2 separate regions of the Homo sapiens genome follow, and region 1 is linked to region 2. A link is an interaction called in ENCODE POLR2A ChIA-PET data of the cell type or tissue named here. Cell type or tissue: PC-9. All regions are shown on one strand. Each heading gives the region's core, and the rest is flanking DNA. Links, peaks and the distances in the headings are about the cores only. Region 1 overlaps ACLY (ATP citrate lyase). Region 2 overlaps NT5C3B (5'-nucleotidase, cytosolic IIIB).

Region 1 (2,905 bases), core at 272-2,771, 68 kb after region 2:
GCTTCATTTCCCAGGCAAGGTGTGTCATCAGCTTATATGCAAATGAGGTCTTAACAAATTATTTTTAAAGTCATTGGAAAAAAATGCTTAGCTCGCCCAATTTTGGTGGGTTCAGGACTTATGTTCCAACAATGCTTATTACCCTGTAAATCTGGACATAAAACCAGCTCCAGTCAGGGTTTGAATCAGCATGAATTCTAGGTCAGTGTAGGTCCAAAGAAGAGGTTTGTGCAGCCGGGGCTGAGGACACAGCAGCCTTATCGCTAACTGTGGTTCTGGCCAGGGCTCTGCACAAGGCAGGAGCAGCAAGCTAGTTACACAGGGCCAGTGCCCTCAACCTGCTCTCCTGTTTTTCCTGTCCTTCTCCCTTCTACCAGGTGGCTCTTTCCTGCTCAGGACAGTGCTCTTGGACAGACCCTCCAGTGGGCACTTAAGAGGTAAGGCGCAGGTCAGGTGTGGTGGCTCACGCCTGTAATCCCAGCACTTTGGGAGGCTGAGACCAGTGGATCACTTGAGCTCAAGAGTTCAAGACCAGCCTGGCCAACGCGGTGAAACGCTGTCTCTAATAAAAATACAACAATTAGCTGGGTGTGGTGGGGTGGACACCTGTAATCCCAGCTACTCAGGAGGCTGAGGCAGGGAGAATCGCTCGAACCCGGGAGGCAGAGGTTGCAGTGAGCCGAGATCGTGCCAGTGCACTCCAGCCCAGGTGACAGAGCGGGACTCCATCTCAAAAAAAAAAAAAAAAAAATTAGCGTGGTGGCATGCACCTGTAATCCCAGCTTCTTGGGAAACCAACACACAATCACTTGAACCAAGGAGGCAGAGGTTGCGGCGAGCCAAGATCGCACCACTGCACTCCAGCTTGGGCCACAGAGTGAGACCCTGTCTCAAAAAAAAAAAAAAAAAAAAAAAGGGTAAGGGAACAAAAGGAGCTGGTAGAAGTGCAGTTCTCTAGGTGGGCATAGTGGTGCGTGCTTGAGTCCTAGCTACTTAGGAGACTGAGATGGGAGGATCACTTGAGCCCAGGAATTCGAAACCAGCCACCGCGGCATAGTGAGACCCCACCTCAAAAAAAAAAACAACAAAGAAAAACCTTCCATGATGCGATTATTACGCATTGCACGCCTGTACCAAAATATCTCATGCACCCCTACTATGTACCCACAAAAATTTTAAAAAGAAAATTTTAATGCAGCAAGTATATTTAAAAAAAAAAAGAAAAAAGTGCAGTCCTTAGCCTAAAGGGAAAGGACTTTTACCACGCTTCAGGCAGTTGACTTTCCCCTCTGGGTCCCTGCAAGTCCAAGAGGAGGAAAGCAGCCCTCAGGGAGGTTCTGAGCTCCCCTAGGAAGAATGATGCATCTAGCCCAGTGGCATCTCGTATTAATTAACCTACTGTACTAGAGCAGGCTTGGCTAACCAAGTTCATGGTCTCATTAAATCCCTGTACAGGCCTGCCTCTTCCATCACAGCCTTACAGCTTCTCATGACAGAAGGTTCCTGATGTTGCAAATACCTGGGATTTACTGTCACCTAGACCCCCCGGGTTCTGCTGAGACATGAGATCACAGAACAAGGGGAGCCACCTAATCCAGTTCTCCCACTTCCCAGTCCTAGGAAACTGAAGCCCAGAGATGCCAAATGATTGAGGTCCGAGGTCATCCAGCATCAGAGCCAGGATTACACAATCACTTAAAATGCAGCTCAACTGTGAAAGTGAGGAGGGAGAATATAAGTGTGAGTTCATGACCCGCCATCCTCAGGGGAAGCCTGCATCATGTCACCCCCGCCAGGTGACGCACGTGCACATGCCTCTGATCTATCTACCCTGCCAGCTACAGAAATCAAGACAAAGCCTGGAATCTACCAACCTACCAGCATCTCCAGCAGGAAGGGTGGAGGTAAAGTGGCCCTTCCTCAAGCACAGAGAAACCAAAGCTGAAGGGTGTATCCTCAGCCCACCAGCAGCAGAGAGGCTCCAGAGAGAACCTCTGTGCCAGGGGCTATGCCCCCTACACCAGGCCTCCTCTGGCCTCGCTGAGGGGAGGGCTCGCTCAGCCATAATCTGTTCTCCCTGACACACCCTCCTTTTATTTCTCTCACTCCAGAAAGTAACAAGGATAACCCCCCTCCTCATAACCCTCCTCCCCTTCAGAGCACAGAGAGCTCCTGGAGAACCAGGGCTGGTCCCTGTTCTTTCCACACTGGGCTCACTCTGCTCTTAACTTTTTCCAGAGGCAAAAACATCAGGATTAAAGCCAGGTGGCCACAGTGCTGCATTCCAGGCCTTTCCAGCTGGTTATCGACCCTGCCAATTACTCCTTCCCCTCCCCTTAGCAAGGGGACAACAAAGACTTCCCCGCCTCCACGGCTGTGAATGTCAAAGTTAAATGGACGCTCTGATGCCATGAACCAATTAATCTACTCAGCTAGGCTGGTGGGTGAATGCGCATGCACAGAAGTATCCACTGTAAAATGTGACCTCATACACCAGACAAAGCTCATACCCCTTCCAATTACCCAGTCACTAGATCCGCTGCACACCCTTCTGCGCTTCCGTCTACCTCCTTCTTCACCTCTTTTGTTCCTCCACCACAACCCCAGAAAAAGATAAACTGGTCCCTGGAGCTTGAGGATGAAGCTGGCAGTGGTGAAGCCGAGGCAGGAAAGGTGGGAAAATGACATCAGGAGATGTAAATGAGAAGCAGGGGTGACTTGTGGCTCCCCTTCTGCACCCCAGCAGTGACAGACGCCCACGACTCTCTGCCACTCCCCATTTAGTTGGATGGCTCCCTCCTTCCCAGGCGACACTCTCTCCTTGACACCACTACACTCTCCAGGGCTGTGGGTCTGGCTCTTGCTCCTTCCAAAATCTCTACCCCTTCCCAAGCTTGGAGCCAGA
Region 2 (2,905 bases), core at 250-2,749:
GGAGAGCATTCAAGCAGCAACTCCCAGCTCCCTTTTGAGAGCCAAAGGAGTTCAAGGTTACCGGGCCTACCCTTTGGAGACAGACGAGGGATGGGCATGGGCTACCACAATTAACCCTTGGGTCAATACAAAAGAACAGTAACAAGGAATAAAAACAAAAAACCAGATGTTGCCACTTTGGGAGGCTGAGGCAGAAGGATCATCTGAGCCCAAGAGTTTGAGACCAGCCCAGGCAACATGGCAAAAGCCCATCTCTACAAAAATTGGCCGGGCATGGGGGTGGGTGCCTGTAGTCCCAGCTACTCGGGAGACTGAGGCAGAAAGGATCACTTGAGCCCAGGAAATTAAGGCTACAGTGAGCCAAGACTGAGCCATGACACTCCAGCCTAGGTGACAGAGTGAGGCCCTGTCTCAAAAAAAAAAAAAAAAAAAAAAAAACAGATGTTGCCTCTAATCCATCTGGACTGAATTTCTTTCTTTCTTTCTTTCTTTCTTTTTTGAGATAGGATCTCACTCTGCTGCGTAGGCTGAAGTGCAGTGGCATAATCTTGGCTCACTGCAGCTTCAACCTCCTGGACTCAAGTGATCTTCCTGCCTCAGCCTCCTGAGTAACTAGAACTACAGGCATGCTAACCACACCCAGCTAATTGTTGTTGCTGTTGTTGAGACAGGGTCTCACTATGTTGCCCAGGCTGGTCTTAAACTCCTGGCCTCAAGTGATCCCCCTGCCCTGGCCTCCCAAAATAGGGGGGTTACAGGCATGAGCCACCGCACCTGACCACGACCCATTTTTTTTTTTGAGATGGAGCCTCGCTCTGTCACCCAGACTGGAGTGCAGTGGCGCAATCTCAGCTCACCCAGGAGATGGAGGTTGCAGGGAGCCGAGATCGTGCCACTGCACTCCACTAGGGGACAGAGTGAGATTCCATCTCAAAATAAATAAATAAAATAAAATAAATTTTATTTATTTTATTTAGGCTGGGCGTGGTGGATCATGCCTATAATCCCAGCACTTCGGGAGACTGAGGCAGGCAGATCACCTGAGGTCGGGAGTTCGAGACCAGCGTGACCAACGTGGAGAAACCCCGTCTCTACTAAAAATACAAAATGAACCAGGTGTGGTGGCACATGCCTGTAGTCCCAGCTACTCAGCTGCCTGAGGCAGAAGAATCACTTGAACCTGGGAGGTGGAAGTTGCAGTAAGCCAAGATGGCGCCACTGCACTGTAGCCTGCGGAACAGAGTGAGACTCTATCTCAAAAAAAAAAAAAAAAAGAAAAAAAAGCTGGGTGCAGTGGCTCATGCCTGTAATCCCAGCACTTTTGGAGGCCAAGGCAGGCGGATCACGAGGTCAGGAGATTGAGACCATCCTGGCTAACATGGTGAAACCCCGTCTCTACTAAAAATACAAAAAATCAGCCGGGAGTGGTGGCGGGTGCCTGTAGTCCCAGCTACTTGGGAGCCAGAGGCTCCCGTGAACCCAGGAGGCGGAGCTTGCAATGAGCTGAGATCATGCCACTGCACTCCAGCCTGGGCGACAGAGTGAGACCCCGTCTCAAAAAAAAATAAAATAAAATAAAATAAAAATAGAAATAAAAAAAGAGAATGTGTTCAAAGGCATTTGTTAATGGGCATTCAAAGAGAAGAAAGACATGAAGAGAAGCAGCCCTGGTCCTCTACCCACCTTGTCATTCAGGAAGCCAATTTTGAGAATGTTCTGCACACCAGGAACCCCATCGGCCATGGTGAGGTCCCCGATAGAGTCTCCCAGCAGGATGACATTGGTTTTGCCCTCAAGTTGCTGGAAGTAACCAGAGTTCTCACACGCAGAGCTGTTCTTGTTGTATGTGTGTATGAGCTGGCCCTTAAATCCCTGGAGAAAACCCTAAATAATGAAGACAAGAGACAGATGGAAGGGCTGCAGGGACCCATGTGGCACCAGCTCTCCACTGTCTCTGTCACAGAGAAAAGGGAATCCCAAAAGTGATAGATAATGCCAAAACTTCACTGTAGCCTAAACTACGGCCCATGGGCCAGACTTGGCCTGCTTTTGTAAATAAAGTTGTATTGGGATACAGCCAAACTCATTTGTTTACATGATGCCTATGGCTGCTTTTTTGTGCTATAAAGGCAAAGTTGGGCAGTTGCAACAGTGATGCCACAGCCCATAAAGCCTAAATATCGACGACAGGGCCTTTTACAGCATAAGTTTGTAACTCCTAGTTTAAATGAACAGGAGCCACCCAATATTGCAGATCATCTGTTCTGGTGGATGCACGAAGCTGTGATATAAATGCCACTCAGGTTACACATGTGCTAGTGCTCAGCTGCGGGCCACATCCTCACTGCAGGTCAACATGATGAAAATTCCAACCATCAGTTTTATGGGGAAAAAAGTCAGAACGTGGATGAGTTGGAGCAGCCCACCTCTGGCTTGGGAAAAACAAATCAAAGCCCAAGCCCTTTAGGACCCAGAATGGCACATAATAATATGACAGTGACATAGGGCAGGGCAGGCCCATAAATTAGGTACCCCAGGGCAGAGAGTTGACTGTCAGGCAAACACCAAAGAGAGAGGATCCTTTGAAAGTTTTTTTGTTTTTGTTTTTTTCTGAAGACAGAGTCTTACTCTGTCACCCAGGATGGAGTGCAGTGGTGTGATCTTGGCTCACTGCAACCTCTGCCTCCTGGGTTCAGGCAATTCTCCTGCCTCAGCCTCGAAGGAGCTGGGATTACAGCCACACACCACCACGCCCGGCTTATTTCTGTATTTTTAGTACAGATGGACTTTCACCATGTTGGCCAGGCTGGTCTCGAACTCCTGACCTCAAGTGATCCGCCCGCCTCGGCCTCCCAAAGTGCTAGGATTACAGGTCTGAGCCACCGCGCCTGGCCAAAAAGTAACC

The links. ChIA-PET counts read pairs that join two places held together with the same protein. Peaks named below come from ENCODE experiments on the same cell type or tissue, not always from the same donor. Only the 100,000 strongest peaks of a DNase experiment are listed, where the experiment ranks them.
Region 1: POLR2A ChIA-PET joins it to region 2 with 10 read pairs; 8 of 35 experiments call an interaction of 5 or more read pairs at or near these places.

Annotation. Positions count from the first base shown.
Region 1 is chr17:41,893,485-41,896,389 of GRCh38, forward strand. All of the region lies in intron 14 of ACLY (ATP citrate lyase), which reads right to left. LOC124904005 (a long non-coding RNA gene) reads left to right here. Exons shown (of 2, transcript XR_007065757.1): 1 at 1-1,904; 2 at 2,239-2,282. Among named protein-coding and RNA genes, the nearest start is that of ACLY, 24 kb to the right of the region's middle. RefSeq lists a silencer at 59-259. In PC-9, for the core only: no CTCF peak of the experiment used is centred there; a DNase peak (open chromatin) is centred at 1,657.
Region 2 is chr17:41,825,743-41,828,647 of GRCh38, forward strand. It overlaps NT5C3B (5'-nucleotidase, cytosolic IIIB), which reads right to left. Exons shown (of 9, transcript NM_052935.5): 8 at 1,684-1,884. Among named protein-coding and RNA genes, the nearest start is that of NT5C3B, 9.0 kb to the right of the region's middle. In PC-9, for the core only: no CTCF peak of the experiment used is centred there; no DNase peak of the experiment used is centred there.